Linked DNA regions of Homo sapiens: region 2 is linked to region 1. A link is a loop called in an ENCODE intact Hi-C map of the cell type or tissue named here. Cell type or tissue: Caco-2. All regions are shown on one strand. Each heading gives the region's core, and the rest is flanking DNA. Links, peaks and the distances in the headings are about the cores only.

Region 1 (10,321 bases), core at 787-8,786:
CAGGAGATTGAGACCATCCTGGCTAACATGGTGAAACCCTGTCTCTACTAAAAATACAAAAAATTAGCTGGGCGTGGCGGCAGGCGCCTGTAGTCCCAGCTACTCAGGAGGCTAAGGCAGGAGAATGTCGTGAACCCGGGAGGTGGAGCTTGCAGTGAGCCAAGATCACGCCACTGCACTCCAGCCTAGGTGACAGAGTGAGACTCCGTCTCAAAAAAAAAAAAGAAAAAAGGTCAAGAGGTGATGTCTATATTAGCTTGATTTAATTGCTCCACATTGTATATCCATATCAAAACATCACATCATACTCCATAAATGTAATACAACTGTGATTTGTCAATTAAAAATAATATAAATAAACAAAAGAAAAAAGAATATTATTTCAACATAGTGGAGTAGAAACAGTTGAAGCTACAATGCAGCGGATTAGGAGAGAATGGAAGATGCTGTGGACCACTTTTGATCATTTTGATGGTAGAAGGAAGGATGCTGGTATAGCACAAGAATATATTAGGATGGGAGACAGATTCTTGAACATTTTTGGGGAAGAGATGGTAACTTTAGAATGTCTATGGACAAATGGGGTAGGAATGAGTAAGGGAGGGTGGAGGGACAGGAGTAATTGCCATAGTATGGTCTCACCAAAGTAAGTAGAGATGGATCAATGGCATAGATGAAGGGGCCAGCCTGCTACAGAAGAGGGGGAAATTCTGAGGTAGGAAGGCAGAGAAGGATAGGATGGATTTAGATGGAGAGATTGTAGTAAAGTTAATATTAGATGGCCTTGATTTGGTAAAGGAGATGAAGGAAAACACATCCACAGAGAGTGCATTTACCTGAGTGGGGCTGCAGAGTCTGCAGACACTCAGAAAATTCTGAGAAATTGATGGATAGAAATAAGTCTGCAAGTCATGAAGCATTGAAATTAGGCCAATTAATAACCCTACCATGAAGTCTGAATGTTCAATAGAAAGGAAGAGTTGCATATCTCTCACTTTAAATCAAAAGCTAGAAATGATTAAACTTAGTGAGGAAGGCATGTCAAAAGCTGAGACAGGGCAAAAGCTGAGACAGGGCAAAAGCTGAGACAGGGCAAAAGCTAGGCTTTTTGTGTCAAACAGTTGTCCCAGTTGAGAAAGCAAAGAAAAAGTTGTTGAAGGAAATTAAAAGTGCTACTCCAGTGAAGACCTGAATGATAATAAAGTGAAATATCCTTATTGCTGATTCAGAGAAAATATTAGTGTTCTGGATAGAAGATCAAACCAGCCACAACATTTCCTTAAGGCAAAGCCTAATACAGCAAGGCCCTAACTCTCTTCAATTATGTGAAAGCTGAGGAAGTTGAGGAAGCTGCAGAAGAAAAATTGGAAGCTAGCAGAGATTGGTTCATGAAGTTTAAGTAAAGAAGCCATCTTTAGAACATAAAAGTGCAAAGTGAAGCAGCAAGTGCTAATGTAGAAGCTACATCAAGTTATCCAGAAGATTTAGCTAAGATAACTGATGGAAGTCGCTACACTAAACTATATATATATGTATATTTTTTTTGAGACAAGGTCTCCCTCTGCCACCCAGGCTGGAGTGCCATAGTAAGATCTCGGCTCACTGAAGCCTTTGCCTCCTGGATTCAAGTGATTCTCATGCCTCAGCCTCCTGAGTAGCTGGGATTACCACACCCTGCTAATTTTTCTTTTCCTTTTTTAATTTTTTTTTGGAAAGGGATGGGGTTTCACCATGTTGCCCAGGCTGGTCTCAAACTCCTAACCTCAGGTGACCCGCCTACCTCAGCATCCCAAAATGCTGGAATTACAGGCATAAGCCACCATGCCCAGCCTAACGATAAATTGTTAATGCAAACAAAACACCGTTATATTGAAAGAAATGCCATCTAGGACTTTCATAGCTAGGAAGGAGAAATTGATGCCTGGCTTCAAAGCTTCCACAAACAGGCTGACTCTATTGTTAGGGGCTAATGAAGCTGGTAAGTTTAAATTGAAGCCAATGTTCATTTATCATTTTGCAAATTCTAAGACCCTTAAGAATTATGCTAAATCTACTCTGCGTGTGCTCTATAAACGGAAAAGACTAGATTATAGCATGGTTTATTGAATATTTTAAGCGCACTATTGAGACCTACTACTTAGAAAAAATATTTTTTTCAAAATATTACTGCTCATTCACAAATGTACCTGGTCACTCAAAGCTTTTATGGAGATGGACAAGGAGATGAATGTGGTTTTCATGCCTGGTAATACAATATCCATTCTGCAGCCCATGGTTCAAGGAGTAATTTTGACTTTCAAGTCCTATTGTTTAGAAAATACATTTCGTAAGGCTATAACTGCAATAGATTGTGATTCCTCTGATGGATCTAGTGAAGTAAATTGAAAACCTCTGGAAGGATTCACCATTCTAGATACCACTAAAAACTTTTGTGACTCATGAATTCATGTAATTAACATTAACAAGAGTTTGGAAGAAATTGATTTCAACTCTCTTGGATGACTTTGAAGGATTCAAGACCTCAGTGGAGGGAGTAACTGCAGATGTGGTGGAAATAGCAAGAGAACTAGAATTAGAAGTAAAGCCTAAAGATGTGACTGAACTGCTGCAATCTCATGACAAAACTTGAACAGATGAGGAAATGCTTCTTATGAATGAGAAAATAAAGTGGTTTCTTGAGATAGAATCTACTCTGGGGGAAGAGGCTGTGAACATTGTTGAAATGACAACAAAGGATTTCAAGTATTCCATAAAGTTAGTTGATAAAGCACTGGGAAGGTTTGAGAGGACTTAATACAATTTTGAAAGAAGTTCTACTGTAGGTCAAATGCTATCAACAACAGTTCATGCTACAGAGGAATTTTTCATGAAAGAAAGTCAATCAGCCAGGCACGATGGCTCATGCTTGTAATCCCAGCACTTTGGGAGGCCGAGGTGGGTGGATCACTTGAGGTCAGTAGTTCCAGACCAGCCTGGCAAGTCTGGCAAACATGGTGAAACCCCATCTCTACTAAAAATACAAAAACTAGCCAGGCCTGGTGGCGTTTGCCGGTAATCCCAGCTACTCAGGGGGCTGAAGTATGAGAATATCTTGAACCTGGGAGGTGGAGGTTGCAGTGAGTCAAGATTGCGCCACTGCACTACAGTCTGGGCAACAGAGAGAGACTCCATCTCAAAAAAAAAAAAAAGAAAAGAAAGTCAGTCAATCGATGCAGCAATCTTCACTGTTGGTTTATTTTAGGAGATTGCCACAACCACCTCAACCTTCAGCAAGCATCATCCTGATCAGTCAGCAGCCATCAAGGCCCCTCACCGGCAAAAGAAAAAATTACAACTCACTGAAGGCTCAGGTGATCATCATCATTTTTTAGCAATAAAGTATTTTAAATTATGTACATTTTTTGGACATAATGCTAGTAGACCCAGTATAGTGTAAACATAACTTTTATATGCACTAGGAAGCAAAAAAAAAATTGTGTGACTTGCTCTATCGTGATATTCATTTTATTGGAGTAGTCTGAAACCAAACCCCCAGTATCTCCAAAGTTTATTTGTACTTTATGTTGATTAACTTTAATTCTCAACAGTCCCATAATGAGAAATAGAGGAATGGAGAGACTAAGTGACTTGCAAGAGTCCCTCCAGGAACTAGAAGGGAGAGCTGGGATTTGAACCCATGCATTTGGCTCCAGGACTGTAAGTCTCACCTGTAGGCTGCGGTGCCTGGTGTACCATAACACGTAGGAGATCTCCAGGGTCCTAAGAGGTGCTACCATTCTATGTGGCCATGAAATTAACCTTTTAGGCAGATGGGTAGTTTCTTGATTCTTCCTGTAATTCCAAAGCATTTTTCCTGTATGAACTCACTTGTCATTGCGGCAAGAAAGACAAGTCTTCATTTTGCCAGCCCCACCGCTGGGAACGGCTCCTTAGGTGAAAAGCTTGGGATAGCCTCAAGATGGCAGCATTAACTCAAATATGGATGGACAGATCCTGGTATCTGGCCTTGAAGTAATCCAAAAGTCAGAATTGGCCCTTTTCTGCCTTTTAGTTTTTTTAAAACCCCAAGCTGTAACTGTTTGGAGGTGAAGAGTCAACCTGATCTTGTGAGGAGACCAAACAGTGAAGACACTGGAGGCATCAAAGTGGAAAAGCAGAAGTATTTCCCAGGAATTAAGAGTCTTTGGAGGGAAAAGAAAGAGGATATATTGGGTGCCATTAAGAAATGATGAGGTTCAAAAAGATTAATGATTCATCTATTATCCATTCATAAGTGGCTAATTCTAGGCCTCTTACTTGCCAAAACCAAGAACCACCCCACTTCACCATGTTGATAGTCTTCATTTTTATCTATTTAATTTTTTAGAATATTAAACACTGATAAAGAAGAGTACTAAATTATTTTATAAAGCCAGATATATAGGCTAGATTGTCTCAGTGGTTAGAGTCTTGATGCTACAGGTGAAGTTTTCTCTTCTTTCCTCATCTTGTTCCTCTCCCTTTCTTCCTCTTCTCTCCCCTTCCCTCCCCTCTTTCTTTTCTTTCCTTTCTCTCTTTATCTGTCTTATCCCGTTTTTCCCTCTTTCTTTCTCTAGTTTTTTCCTTGGTTGTTTTATTGGTCAAATAAATAATAAGGAAGAAACCTAAGTCTTCAGAGTTGGACATGTGGGTCAGGTGATTAGATGCTACAAAATTCCAAGAGTATGCAAAAATATCCTTGGACTTCTATCACCTAGCTTGCCACTTGCTTGGCCACTTTGTATGTCTTCTTTTGTTAAAAATAATTATTCTAACAGGGGGCTTTGTCTTGGAAATGTTTTCATGAGAGCAAAGAAAAAGTGAGTAAATAAGCTCTACTTTTGTAACTGACTGTAGTGGAACATGCATTTGTGAGAATCTAAGAGAAATATTGTTTTGTAGATTCTGAGAGCACCTCTGCTTTTCCACATTTATTCCCAAGAGAAGCAGTAGAGCACAGAGTATAAATATATAGAATTTGGGTCAGACAGGCTTGAGCATTTCCTCACTTTCTGGAATTGCAAGATGCTCCAGGCTTCTCTGGTATATTCCCTGCTCCAGTGCTAGAACCAGCCATTTCTCGAAGGAGCCCTGGTTTCTTTTATTAGAGAATAATATTAGAAAAAGATCTAAGTGCTAGGTATGTACAGAAGTTTTCACATCTGTAAAATTGAAAAAAATATATATTTCTCATAGAGTTATATGAACATTAAGTGAAATAACACATACAAATATATACTGAATGAAGGGCTTGAAACATAGGAAGCTATATTATATATTATATAAATATATATTATATACATATAAATGTATCAAGAGCTGAAATAAAGAAATCCTTTGCTTCTTGTAGGCTCCATGTTAAAATTCATTTAAAACCAAGTTGACTGGGAAAAAAGTTCATGGAAGTGTTTTGATTCACAGAGCTCTTTGAAACTCTGAGTTCTGTAGACAGAGCTGGGTTTGGGAAAATGGAGATTCTGATGCAATTTATCATTTATAATCTGACATTTTGAAAATTTCTCCCCATTTAGTCTTAGATAAAGAGCCAACTCCCAATACTCACAGGAAATCTGTGGGCTGATTGTGCAGTGGCTGGATCCTCAAGCTCCTTTGAAAGCATTTTTTGATAGAATTTGCTCATCAATAATCTTAGCCTGTGACTAGGAGAACCAGGACTCCCCTGTGGCCCCTAAGGGATCTTTGAGGCACCTCCATATCATAATAATGTTTCAGTTCCCTCAGGAAAGTGGTGTTTTGATTGCTTGTTTGTATGTTGCTGAGCCCTGGATTGGAATTGAGACCTTAGGGAACCCCCCTTCAGAGGCTCCCAAATCTACATAGACACTAGCTTCTAGCTGATATCAGCCTTTTCACACAGTTTGATATGGCTCACTTACAGTCTCAAGCAAACTGCAGCGGCAGCTGAACTGTCTTTACACTTTTATCACATAGCCTCAGGAAATCTCTTACTATTTGAAATCCAAGGTCCTTAGAGACCAACAGCTCTTCTTTTCTTTTCTTTTTCAGACTTCAAAAAGTCCAGTGTTGAAGCAGTTCTGAATTGAGATCTCATAATTCCCAAGGACATAGGTATGATTTCCCTGATCTTTTTAAAAAGCAGTATTCTTCGCACTGTAGGTAGAAATAATGGGTTCGTCTAAAAGAAAGAGACTCAGAAGTAGGTATATAAAAAGACTCTTAATTCAATTTCCCCCAACCTCCTCTGCTACATTTCACAAGAATAGAGACAGAAGTTTCCCATAAGTAATTCGGAGTCACGTTTACTTAGACAGCCATTGCCATAGTCATTGCTAGATGGGGTGTTGCTACCAACTGGTGTTAATAAAACCTGGGAAATAACTTCATACGATTGGCCTACAGTTTAATAAAGAGATTGATTAATTAGCTTCTATGGAGCACCTGCTAGAGGCCCACACTGGCTGAATTTTCTTATATTTTATCTCACTTTATCTTCTGTCTATAAAGGAAAATTGACTTGCCTACAGTCCCAAAGCAAGTAAGCATTAAAGCTCTTATTCTAACTCAACTGCTGAGATTCTAATTACCTCATCCACTTAACAAATAGTTGAGTCTACCATGTGGCTGCCTTGAGTCTAAGTAGTGGATAATAAAGCGCAAAAGAGTGACAAACAATATAGGCCTTGTCTCTTCCCTTATGGAATTTATTCCATTGAGAATCTTCTTTAGAACTCCCCAAATGGGGGTGTGATGATTGGGGGTGATGCTTCAAACCCCTTTAGAAGCAATTTTGATGGAACTTTTTATTTCCAAACTATCTTAATGGCTTAGACTTCTCCTTCTCTCTTTATAACAATAATAATTCCTTAAATTTTAATGCTTTTTCAGGTTTTGACTTAATATTTTAACCTTAGATATTTCAGTATTCAACCGTAGATATTTTAAAAATATTTTTTCTCTTTCAAGACTCCTTCCGATATTTATTTTAGGTCCATGCAGAAAAGCCTGGGTTTTACAGGACTTGAGTGGGAGGAGATACAGCAGCAGCAGCAGGATTTGGATTCAGGCCTTGCAGCCTCCCAGGCTTGGTGCTGGGTAAATGAGGCCTTTTCTCTCTGCACTGACTCCAGATTTCTCCTTGCTGCTCTGGATCTCAACACATTTATTAACAGAGACTGCAATGCATAAACGGAAGGGTTGCCCATTAACGGAACACAGAAAGTACCTTGAATATTAATTGCCGGTAGAGGAACATGGCAGTCAGGGACAGTTCAATATGGCGGGGGCGGGGGGGTGGGTGTAATGGCTTTTAAAAACTGAACGTACAGCTTAAGTGAATAGACTCCTGTGGTCAATATTAACCAAGGAGATTGATCTAATAAGCATTTCAGAAGGTATTTTGGAAAATAATTCAGAATCCACCCTAAGTCAGCTGCATTTTATTCTTGGAATTTTTCCAGGTTTTCATCCTACCTTGTGTCTAGGAAAAGGTTGGTTTACAATATGGGAGGACTGGTATCTCTTTGGTCAAAGGACCACGTACTTAGCAAGCAGTTATCCCTTCCTGGGATCCCTCTACCAATAAGCAGCAATATTTGGCCAGAGTTCTAGACTTTAAACCAGTCACTTCACCTCACTGAGCCTCGGTTTCTTCATGTCTATATCTGCTATCTCTCTCTCTCTCTATCTAGTCATGCAATAATTAAATTAAGAAGTGAATGCAAAAAGAGTTTTATAAACTTTAGAACCACTGTTTTTTAAAAGCTCTAGAACAGTGGTTCTCAATCAGGGGAATGTTACCCTTCAGGGGACATTTGGCCACGTCTGGAGACATTTTTGACTGTTACAAATGGGAGGTGGTGGTGTTACTGGAATCTAGTGATTAGAGAGAGGCCAGGGAAACTGCTGAATATCTTACAATGCACAGGACAGCACTCCCTCTCCCCCACCACACCCTGCACCAAAGAACTGTCCAGCTCATAATGTCAGTAGTGCTGAGGCTGAAAAACCAGGCTCTGGAATTGTACAGATTTTACAGTTAAGCAGTTATGTGACCTTGAGGGGCACCACATCCTTCTGTTTCCAAATATGTAAGATCAGAACACTGCCTGTCATAGATTACAGGATATTGTGTTTGCTAAATTTGAGAGTATACACACATGTCAAAAGTCAAAAGAAAAACAAGTTAAAAAAGGCTGGATAAATATAATAGAAAGTGATGCTGGTCAGAAAGTCAATTAGTACATTACTGGATAGTAATGTACCAAGCTGACTGAGCCAGTTCTTATGAAACTAGCCACATCGTGTGTGTGTGATGGTCATCCAAAAAGGACAAGCTACACTATCCCCTTCTTTTTGTGTCACCAATCAAATTGCTGCTGTTACTCTTCAAGGTAAGCTAAAGTCCAGCAGAGCTGAAGCATTTTTCTCCTTTAATTCCTGTTTTCTCCTTTTTCCTCCTCTCTTCTCACATTTTCTCCCTCACTTCTTCTGAGTCTGCTCCCACTCACTCTGCTACTAGGAGTGGGGAAAGCCTGTGAACACCTCAGGTTGAGGAACAAAAATAGGAGAGAAAGAATGCTCTAAAATGAGGACAGAAACCTGTCTCCAGGCCTGACCATCTGCAAACTCACTGTTACTCCTGAATATTTTTCATATGACAAGTCTAAGCTAATATTTTGGCCCAAAGCACAAACCTGGTAGACAAGAGGATGATAGGATGTTTGTTGTGGGATTAAAGAGCATGAAAAATATTTCCATACTTTCCTATTGATGTTCTGTTTGATTCACCAAATATTTACATACATGTGTGAGGGGCCATGGTAAGGAGAGTGGACCAGAGGGGATGAAGATAGTTACTGTCCCAAGGGGCTTAGAGCTAGGTGAAGAGTGAGTGGTTGCCCAGCTAATTGTGCAATAATCAGCCAAGACTCAAGTGCTTTGAGGAGGGAGAGAAAGGAGGACTTAACTGGAATTAGGGTCTACAGCAAAGACTTCTGATAAGGGGTGAAAAAAGACATATGCATATACACAGATACACAAAGCCATTTGTATATATCAAATTTATAGTTTTATATTAAATATATATAAATACATACTCATATTTACATATACCATACTCCCTTTCAGTTGAACTACTGTTGAGGGATTAATTTATAAAGGCTTCAAAAGTTGTGGTTAAGATCTTTGGATTTAGTATCAAACAGACCTTGAGGGCACCACCTTGTCCTGCCAACACCTTGATTTTGGCCCAGTGAAACTGATTTGAGGCTTCTGGCCTCCAGAATTTTGAGAGAATAAACTTGTGTTGTTTTAAGGAAAAATAAATTTAGAAAATCTTTAGTGAGGCTATATTATTGGAAGTAGAATGTGGAAGACAATAAGTGATGGATGTTTTTATTTTTAATAATTAAATACATACAATCTTATATCCACATCATAATTTGTATTTATATGATGTAAATGTGTTAAAGAATTCAAGATGAATGTATGAACTTTAGATTCAGAAATATAAAGGGGTGAACTTTGATTCTGACCCCTAGATAGGCTATCTTGCTCAATATTCAGCTCCCTGAGCCTTAACTTCCTTATCTGTAAGATGGGCATAATAGCACCTATCTCATATGAATTAAAAGCTATAATATAACAGAGGGTTCTAGGATGAGTGTTACACACAGTACATTCTCTCTATACATTAGTTTTCTCCTTTTTTATCATTCCATCCTCCCTTCTCATACTTTCATTGGAATTTTGTTGACGCCTCTTCTTTAATCACCAGGCTAATTCAAGCTGGCCACAATGGAGAATAGCACAGAAGTGACAGAGTTTATCCTCTTGGGATTAACAGATGACCCCAATCTTCAGATACCCCTCCTCCTGGCATTTTTATTCATCTACCTCATCACCCTGCTTGGGAATGGGGGAATGATGGTGATCATCCACTCAGACTCCCATCTCCACACTCCAATGTACTTTTTCCTCAGTAACCTCTCCCTTGTAGACTTGGGTTACTCATCAGCTGTAGCCCCCAAAACGGTGGCTGCATTGCGGTCAGGGGACAAGGCCATCTCCTACGATGGATGTGCAGCTCAGTTCTTCTTCTTTGTGGGGTTTGCCACTGTTGAGTGCTACCTCCTGGCCTCCATGGCCTATGATCGCCATGCAGCGGTATGTAGGCCTCTTCATTACACCACCACCATGACAGCAGGTGTGTGTGCCCTCCTTGCTACTGGTTCCTATGTCTCTGGCTTCCTCAATGCCTCTATCCATGCAGCAGGCACCTTCAGACTCTCCTTCTGTGGTTCTAATGAGATTAATCATTTCT
Region 2 (10,321 bases), core at 983-8,982, 670 kb after region 1:
ACTGTGTGAGGACACAGTGAGAAGGTAGCTGTTTGCAAGCCAGGAAGAAAACCTTCACAAGAACGCGATCATGCTGACACCTGATCTCAGATTTCTAGCCTCCAGAACTAGAAGCCAATACATTTCTGTTACTTAGGCCACCCAGCCTATGGTATTTTGTCATAGCAGCTCACACTAAGACATCTGTTTTTTTCTTTTGTTTCTAATGCTTTTGATGTCATATCCAAAAATCCATTGCCAAATCTAAGGTCATAAAGATTTACCCCCTGTATTTTCTTCTAACAGTTGTATGGTTTCAGGTCTTACATTTAAGTCTTTGATCCATTTTGAGTTAATGTTTATATACAGTGTGAGGTAGGAATCAAATTTCATTATTTTGCATGTGGATATCCAGGTGTCTCAACACAGTTTGTGGAAGAGATTGTTCTCTCTTCATATCAAAAATCAATTGGGGCCGAGTGTGGTGGCTCCCACCTGTAATCCCAGCACTTTGGGAGGCTGAGGCAGGTGGATCACTTGAGGGCAGGAGTCTGAGACCAGCCTGGCCAATATGGTGAAACCCTGTCTCTACAGAAAATGCAAAAATTAGCTGGGCGTCATGGAACGCGCCTGTAATCCCAACTACTTGGAAGGCAGAAGCAGGAGAATCACTTGAACCTGGGAGGTGGAGATTGCAGTGAGCTGAGGTCATGCCACTGCACTCCAGCCTGGGAGACAGAACAAGACTCCATCTCAAAAAAAAAAAAAAATGAAGAAAAGAAAAGAAAAAAAATCAATTGGCTGTAAATATATGGGCTTATTTTTTGACTCTTAATTGTATTCCATTCTATATATCTATTCTTATGCCACTTCCAAATTGTCCTAATTACTGTAGCTTTGTAGTAAGTTCTGAAATTGGGAAGCATGAGTCCTCCAACTTTCTTTTTCTTTTTCAAGAATGTTGTGGTTACTCTGGATCCTTTGAATTCCCATATGATTTTAGGATTACCTTCTCCATTTCTGCTAAGAAGCCAGCTTGAATTTTGACAGGGACTGTGTTGATCTGAAGATCAGTTTGGGGAGTATTGCCATCTTAAAAATATTAAGCCGGGCATGGTGGCTCACACCTGTAATCCCAGCACTTTGGGAGGCCAAGGCAGGCAGATTGCCTGAGCTCAGGAGTTCAAGACCAGCCTGGGCAACACAGTGAATCCCTGTCTCTACTAAAATACAAAAAATTAGCCAGGCACCACAGGGTGATGGCATGCACCTGTAATCCCAGCTACTTGGGAGGCTGAGGCAGTAGAATCTCTTGAAACTGGGAGCAGAGGTTGCAGTGAGCCGAGATGATGTATGATGTTAGCTGTGGGTTTTTTTGTAGATGTCCTTTATCAGGTTAAGAAAATTATCTTCTATTTCTAGTTTGTTGAGTGTTTTTATCATGAGAGCATGTTAGATTTCTGCAAATTTTTTTTCCTGCATCTATGGGAACACACCTATTATTTTTTGTCCTATTGGTTGATTTTTGGATGTTAAACCAATCTTATAATAGATCGCTAGGGCCAGGTGTGGTGGCTCACGCCTGTAATCCCAACACTTTGGGAGGCCGAGGCAGGCAGATGACCTGAGTTCAGGAGTTTGAGACCAGCCTGGCCAACATGGCAAAACCTAGTCTCTACTAAAAATACAAAACTTAGCTGGGTGCCTGTAATCCCAGCTACTCGGGAGGCTGAGGCATGAGAATCGCTTGAACCCAAGAGGCGGAGGTTGCAGCGAGCCAAGATCATGCCACTGACCTCCAGACTTGGGGATAGAGCAAGGCTTTGTCTCCAAATAAATAAATCACTGGGATACGTTTAACATGCTCATGGTGTACAAGCATTTTTATATGTTGATATACCCTGTTTGCTAGTATTTTTTTGAGGATTTGGGAGTCTGTCTTCTCATTTGGGTTTTTTTGTTTGTCTGTCTTGGAGAGGGTCTTGAGACAGGGTCTTGCTCTGTCACCCAGGCTGGAGTGCAGTAGTGTGATAACAGCTCACTGCAGCCCCTACCTCCCAGGTTCAAAAGATCTTTCCACTTCAGCCTCCCAAGTAGCTGGGACTACTGGTGTTCACCACCACACCCAGCTAATTTTTAATTTTTTTTTGTAGAGATGGGGGTCTCACTATGTTGTGCAGGCTGGCCTTGAACTCCTAGGCTCAAAGCCATTCTCTCACCTCAACTTCTAAAAGGGCTGGGATTATAGGTGTGAGCCACCATACCCAGCCAGGGTCTATATTCATAAAGATATTGGTCTGCAGTTTTATTTTTATGTCCTTGTCTGGTTTTGGTATCAGGATAATACTGACCTCATAGAATAAACTGAAAAGTATTCATCCTTCTTTTTTTTTTAGATAAGTTTGTAAATATTTCTATTAATTCTTCTTTAAATGTTTGCTACAATTTGCCAGAGAAGAAATCTAGGCCTGAATTTTTGTTGTTGTTTTTGTTGTTGTTGTTGTTGTTGGCAATTTTATATTACTTGTCCAATATTTTTACTTGATAAAGATCTATTCAAACTTTCTATATCTTCTTGAGTCACCTTTAGTAATTTGTCTCTTTCCAGGGATTTATTCACTTTATCTAAATTATCTAATTTATTGGCATACTATTGTTCATAGTATTATTTTATAATACTTTTTATTTCTATTAGGTCAGTAGTGATGTCCCTTTTTCATTTCTGATTTTAGCAACTTGAGTCTTCTCTTTTTCTCTTGTTCAGTCTAGCTAAAATGTTTGTTGATTTTGTTGATCTTTTCAAGGAATTGGCTTTTGGTTTTGATTTTTTTTTCTCTATTTTTTAAATTATCTATTTCATTAATTTTCACTCTAGCCTTTATTACTTCCTTTATTCTACTTGCCTGAGGTTTGGTTTGCTCTTCTTTTTCCTTAAGTGTCAGGGTGGAAGTTTAGTTTATTGATTTGAGATTATTCTTCTTTTATAATATAGATGTTTATAGCTAAAAATTTCCTTTAAGTACAGCTTTAGTTGTATCCCATAAGTTATTTTTTTTTCATTCTTTTTTTTTTTTTTTAGACAGGGTCTTACTCTGTTGCCTAGGCTGGAGTGCAGTGGCACAATCATAGCTGCAGCCTCGATCTCCTGGGCTCAAGCAATTCTCCCACCTCAGCCCCCTGAGTAGCTGGGACTACAGGCATGCCCCACCACTGCCCAGCTAAATTTTTTTTTATTTTTGGTGGAAATAAGGTCTTGCTATGTCGCCTAGGCTGGTCTTAAACTCCTGAACTCAAGCAATTCTCCCACCTTGGCTTCCCAAAGTGCTAGGATTACAGGCATGAGCCACCACACCTGGCTATTTTTTCTTAGTTTTTATACATCTCAATGAATTTTCTCTTGTATTTTGTGTGTTTTTTGTTGTTGTTGTTTGTTTTGTGTTTGTTTTTAAGACAGGGTCTCATTATGTTACCCTGGCTGACCTCAAACTCCTCAGCTCCAGTGATTCTCCCAACTCAGCCCCCCGAGTAGCTGGGACTACAGGCACACACTGCACTCAGCTTCTCTTGATACTCTTCTTTAACCCATTGGTTTTCAGTGTGTTAATTTCCATGTATTTGTGAATTTCTCTTATTCAGTTGTTGATTTCTTATTTCATTCCATGTAGTTGAAGAACATACTTTGAAGCATTTCAATCCTTTTAAATGTATTGAGGTTTGTTTTATGGTCTAGCATATGGTCTATCCTGAAGAATGTTTCATATGCACTTGAGAAGAATTTATATTCTGCTACTCCTGGAGTATCTGTTAGGATTAGTTTGTTTATAATGGTCAAGTCTTCTGTTTCCTACCGATCTTCCGCCTATTTGTTCTATCTATTGCTGAAGGTATTGAAGTCTCCAAGGACTATTATCAAATTGTCATCTCTCCTTTCATTTCTGTCAGTTTTTGTTTCATGTATTTTGGGATGCTGTTAATAGGTGCATATATGTTTATAATTGTTATGTCTTCCTGATAGATTGGCCCCTTTATTATTATAAAATGTCCTTCTTTATCTCTATTAACATTTTTATTTTAAATTTTATTTTGTCTGACATTGTTATAGCTGCTTCAGATACCTCTGAGGTTCTGTTCATTTTTCTTCATTCTTCTGTCTTTGGATTTCATAATCTCTGCTGATCTATCTTCAAGTTCAATTCTCTCTTCTGCCAGTTCAAATCTACTGTTGAGCCTCTCTAGTGATTTTATTTCAGTTACTGAACTTTTTAACTTCACAAAGTCTACTTGATTCTTTTTTATAGTTTCTACCACTTTACTGATATTCTCTACATAATAAAATATTGTCATCCTATCTTCTTTTGCTTCCTTAAGCATGGTTTCCTTACTTTCATAATGGCTACTTTGAAGTCTTTGTTAAGTCTGACATCTGTCCCTCTCACAAGTAGTTTCTGTTGACTGATTTTTATCCTGTGTATAGGTCACACTTTCCTGTTTCCTTGACGTTAGCATAATTTCTGTTGAAAACAAATGCTTCAGATGATATATTGTAGAAGTTCTGGATATCACTCCCCTCCCTCTGATGCCAAGGCTTGTTATTGTTGTATGCCTGTTTGTATATTGTCTGGGTGGATTATTTTAGTGAAGTCTATTTCCTTCACACTGTAAAGCCTCTGATGTTGTTCCTCAGAAGGTGCAACATTGGGCATATGCACAGGCACCCTAGGATGTCAGTAATGTTATTTTAGCAGGGCTCTCTTCTACTGCCTCTTCCCTTGATCACTCCCAGCTCTTATGCTTCACTAATTGTCAGCTGATTGCTCTATTGTTTGTGACAATGTCCTGAGACATAAATTGCTCCACAGCTAATCCAATTAAATTAGGACTCCCTTGCAGGGTTCATTTTTGAGATGCATGTTTAAGGTTTGCTCTGTCCCCAGGAGGGCTCTTCTTAGCAATCCTTTTCCCTGATGCTCTCTGGTAAACTAGTTGGTAAGTGGGCTCGCTTGTATCTATCATAAAGCCACCAGCTGCCTCTTAATTGCTTTCTAATGAAACTGCCATTGTTTGAGAGAACCCTTAGACTTGAACTTCCCTACATCCTGTATCAAACTCCATTCCTTATGGGAAGACTTTAGATTTATTTGTTTAGAGTCCGCCTCTCCCCCTAGGAAAGATACCAGAGCCACAGTTCCAGAGCTGAGTAGTGGGGATAGAAATCACTGGTGTGCTTCTCTCTAGGTAACAGCTCTGCTTTAGGCAAACTAATTTTTCCATCCTCTGACCTCCCTCACTCTGCTCCTTGACTATAAGTCCCCATTTGTCCTTGTTGTATTCAGAATTGAGCTCAGTTCTACACTGAAGTCTCTTTCCCCTATTGCAGTAGTACTGAATACAATCTGTCCTTACCACCTCTAGTGTCCTGCTCCATTTAACACTCCTCACATTAATATTCCTCACACAGAAGTGAAACCCCACAAAACAATTTTTTGAACACTCTGTCATATATAGTTTCTAAGTTCATAAATCATGGAATTAAAAATTTAGAAATTGTCAAATGTGTTACTTATCACATTGTATTACCAGTATACTTCTAGGGCATTACATAATGTATTACATTCATTCCAAATCCTCATCCTAAGCCCATCTCTCACAAAAGCTTTTCCCTGCGAGTTTTGTTTTTGGGTTTTTTTGAGATGGAGTCTCACTCTGTTGCCCAGACTGGAGTGCAGTGGAATGATCTCAGCTCACTGCAACATCTGCCTCCCAGGTTCAAGCAATTCTCTTGCCTCAGACTCCCAAGTAGCTGGGAGCAATTTATGTCCCAGGACATTGTCACAATGCACCACCATGCCTGGCTAATTTTTTGTATTTTTTTTAGTAGAGACAGGGTTTCACCATGTTGGCCAGGGTAGTCTAGAACTCCTGACCTCAAGTGATCTGTCTGCCTTGGCCTCCCAAAGTGCTGAGATTAGAGGCATGAGCCACTGTGCCTGGCCGTGATTTTAAAGTCCCTAGAATTTTACATGTCTGCTATTATTATCTCTAAAACTTTTCTGTGGGTCTCTTACCTCTCTTCTCAGCACACTGTCAGCAATTAGAGGCATAGACATGTAGTTCAACTCATGTTAGTGGTTGGCTCAGCAGCACAACAGTGTCAAGTAAATGAAAACACAGCAAGTATCTCAGACTTACCAATGTGCATGGCATAATCCTGCTCAAAGACAACATTCTAGACCCCCTAACTGAGCTCTGCATTCTTCAATAAATGCTAATAATCCTAGGTAAGCACAGAGAATAAAAATGGAAGCATTACCCCATATAACTCATCACAACTAAAAAAAATGCTACTGTGCTTCTCCCACATATATGCAAAATATAGGCAAAATGATTTTCAATGAAACATTATTTGATGGAGCAGAAATCGGAAACAGCAAAAACATCCATCAATAGGGGAAAGATCAAATAAATTTAGTGTGGCCATATAATAGAGTGCTCTGCACAGGGACTGATATGGGCAGATGTTCAAATCATACTGTTGAGTTGCAGAACAATGCACACAGAATCATCATTCTTTATTTAAAGAAGGAAGGAAAGGAAGGAGGAAGGGATGGAGGCAGGGACGAAGGAAGAAAGGGAGGGAATGAGGAAAGAAAGAAGAGAGAAAGGGAAGAAGGGAACTGTGCATGTAAAAGTATCTTTTTATGCCTATAAATATATAGGAGGGGTTTTGAATAAAACTCTTAACAGCAAATATTTTTCTGTGAAAAATGAAAATGGAAGTGGAGATGCAGAGGGAAAGGGAAGGCTTTGATGCTTTATTTACTTCTACGTTGTTTGAATTTCCTATTCATTAAAAAAAAAAGACTAAATAGCAAAGAAAAGCACTGATATCAGGAAGAACTGTGTTGGAAATTCAGCTCTGCCACCATGTGTCCATTACTCTTACAAGTGCTTTACAGGCTTTCTCTCATTTAAACCAGACAATAACCTTATGAGATAGGCAGCATTATTATCCCTATATTATGGATAAAAATAGAGTCAGAATTTATAATCAAGTTTTCTTTTTTTTTTTTTTTTTTTTTTTCTGAGACAAGGTTTCACTCTGTCGCCCAGGCTGGAGTGCACTGGTGTGATCTTGGCTCACTGCAACCTCTGCCACCCGGGTTCAAGTGATTCTCATGCCTCAGCCTCCCCAGTAGCTGGGATTATAGGTATGTGCCACCATGCCCAGCTAATTTTTGTATTTTTAGTAGAGATGAGGTTTCACCATGTTGGCCAGGCTGGTTCAAACTCCTGACCTCAAGTGATCCGCCCTCCTTGACCTCCCAAAGTGTTGGGATTACAGGCGTAAGCCACTGTGCCTGGCCTATAATAAAGTTTTCATGACTCCAAACTTTGCATTCTTAACAACTATGCTTCATTCATTGACATTTTTAAAGACCTTGGCTGGGCACAGTGGTTCATGCCTGTGATCCCAGAACTTTGGGAGGCAGAGGTGGAAGGTTCACTTGAGCCGAGGAGTTCAAGACCAGCCTGGGCAACATAGTGAGACCTGTTTCTACAAAATATAAAAATTAAAAAAATTAGCTGGGCATGGTGGCTCCCACCTGTGGTCTCAGATACTCAGAAGACTGAAGCAGAAAGATTGCTTGGGCCCATGAGGTTGAGGCGGCAGTGAGACACGATTGCACCACTGCTCTCCAGCCTGGGTGACACAGCGAGACCCTTTCTCAAAAAATTTAAAAAATAAATAAAAATAATTTAAAAGACCTCCTGTATCAGCGAATTGCTTTGCCAATTTAGACTCCTCTCAGCCATGTATAAGTAGCTTTTCCAACACATTATTAGACAATAGCATTGAAAATTTTTTGGCTAACTTGATAAGCCCAAAAAGTGGAAATACTTTATTGTTTTATTTGCACTTATTTTATTACTAGCAAGAGTAAACAATTTTCCACATATTTATTTGTTATATAACCACTTTTATTAATTATCTGTTCAAGTCTTCTGGCTACATATATGTATATATATGACATACGTATATGTATATATCAGCTTTTCATATAATGAACACATTTAATGATTTGTCATATCTGCTGAAAATATTTTGCCATTTTTTGAATATCTTATTTTGTTTATGTAGGTAACTTTTAATGCCTGTGTACTCTATCTTTTCCTTCTTGATTTACTCAATCATTTAGAAGTTTGTAAGTTACAAAAATGAAAATACAAGCCACAGACCGAAAGAAAATATTTGTAGAACACTTATCTGATGGGCCAGGTGCTGTGGCTCATGCCCATAATCCTAGCACTTTGTGTTTGTTTTTTTGTTTTGTTTTGTTTTTTCTAAATGAACATTGAGTTTATTTATTTATTGACATTTTTCCCTTTCCAACTTTTATTTTAGGTTTAGGGGATACATGTGCAGGTTTGTTGCATGGGTAAATTGTGTGTTGCAGGGGTTTGGTATATAAATAATCTTGTCACCCATTTAATCAGCATAGTACCCAATAGGTAGTTTTTCAGTCCTCACCCTCCTCTCACTCTCCACCCTCAAGTAGGCTCTGGTGTCTATTGTTCCCTTCTTTGTGTCCACATGTACTCAGTGTTTGGCTTCCACTTGTAAGTAAGGACATGCAGTATTTGGTTTTCTGTTCCTGCATTAATTCTCTCAGGATAATGGCCTCTAGCTCCAGCCATGTTGTCGCAAAAGACATGATTTTGTTCTTTTTTATGGCTGTGTAGTATTCCACAGTGTATATGTACCACATTTTCTTTTTCAAGTCCACTGTTGATGGGCATCTAGATTGATTGCGGCACTATTCACAATAGCAAAGACTTGGAACCAACCCAAATGTCCAACAATGATAGACTGGATTAAGAAAATGTGGCACATATACACCATGGAATACTATGCAGCCATAAAAAATGATGAGTTCATGTCCTTTGTAGGGACATGGATGAAGCTGGAAACCATCATTCTCAGCAAAGTATCGCAAGGTCAAAAAACCAAACACCACATGTTCTCACTCATAGGTGGGAATTGAACAATGAGAACACATGGACACAGGAAGGGGAACATCACACACCCGGGACTGTTGTGTGGTGGGGGTATGGGGGAGGCATAGCATTAGGAGATATACCTAATGCTAAATGACGAGTTAATGGGTGCAGCACAGTATACATATGTAACAAACCTGCACATTGTGCACATGTACCCTAAAACTTAAAGTATAATAATAATAAAATAAAATAAAATAAAAAACTACCATTCAATCCAGCAATCCCGTTACTGGGTACATACCCAAAGGAATAAAAATCATTCTATCATAAAGACACATGCACATGTATGTTCATCTCAGCACTATTCACAATAGCAAAGACATGGAATCCTAGCACTTTGAGAAGCTGAGGCAGCATGATCGCTCAAGCCCAGGAATTCAAGACTAGCCTGGGCAACATAGTGAGACTATAGTCCCAGCTACTCAGGAGGCTGAGACGAGAGGATCCCTTAAGTCCAGGAGGTCAAGGCTGCACTCCAGACTGGTTGACAGAGTGAGACCCTGTCTGGAAAACAGCCGGCCGCATTGGCTCACGCCTCTAATCCCAGCACTTTGGGAGGTCCACGCGGGCAAATCACCTGAGGTCAGGAGTTTGAGACCAGCCTGGACAACATGGTGAAATCCCATCTCTACTACAAATACAAGTTAGCCAGTCATGGTGGCACATACCTGTAATCCCAGCTACTCAGGAGGCTGAGGCATGAGAATCGCTGGAACCTAGGAGGCGGAGGTTGCAGTGAGCCGAGATCACGCCACTGCACTCCAGCCTGGGCAACAGAGCGAGACTCTGTTTAAAAAAAAAAAAAAAAAAAAAAAAATTCCACTTATCTGATAAAGGATTGGTATCCAAAATATATGAACTCTAAAAACTTAATTTAAAAAAATTTAAAAAGGGCAAAAGATCTGAAAACTTTACAAAGAAGATATAAAGATGATAGATATGCAGATGAAAAGATGCTCAGCACCATGCATAATTAGGAGACTGCAAATCAAGGCAATGATGAGAGAGAAAACAACAAGAACGAGATACCACTACATACCTATTAGAACGACTGAAATCCAAAACACAAACATTTACACCAAGTGCTGGAGAGGATGGGAAACGGCAGGAACTCTTCCTCACTGCTGGAGGAAAAGGCAATTTCAGTTTACAAAGCTAAGCACAGGCTGACCATATGATTCAGGAATTGTGCTCTGTACTAGTCTGTTCTCACACTGCTATAAAGAAATACCTGAAACTGGGTAGTTTATAAAGAAAAGAGGTTTAATTGTCTCATGGTTCT

What was found. A loop is a pair of places that touch in the nucleus more often than their neighbours do. Peaks named below come from ENCODE experiments on the same cell type or tissue, not always from the same donor. Only the 100,000 strongest peaks of a DNase experiment are listed, where the experiment ranks them.
Region 2: a loop joins it to region 1, with 8 times the contacts of the local background. A loop is called at or near these places in 8 of 110 quality-filtered maps.

The regions. Positions count from the first base shown.
Region 1 is chr11:58,507,580-58,517,900 of GRCh38, reverse strand. It overlaps LOC105369313 (a long non-coding RNA gene), which reads left to right and starts at 3,176. Exons shown (of 5, transcript XR_007062673.1): 1 at 3,176-3,350; 2 at 6,046-6,108. It overlaps OR5B21 (olfactory receptor family 5 subfamily B member 21), which reads left to right and starts at 9,796. Exons shown (of 1, transcript NM_001005218.3): 1 at 9,796-10,321. The coding sequence starts at 9,796. In Caco-2, for the core only: a CTCF peak has its summit at 3,945 (motif pointing right); a DNase peak (open chromatin) is centred at 3,920.
Region 2 is chr11:57,837,285-57,847,605 of GRCh38, reverse strand. No RefSeq gene overlaps it. Among named protein-coding and RNA genes, the nearest start is that of CTNND1, 81 kb to the right of the region's middle. In Caco-2, for the core only: no CTCF peak of the experiment used is centred there; no DNase peak of the experiment used is centred there.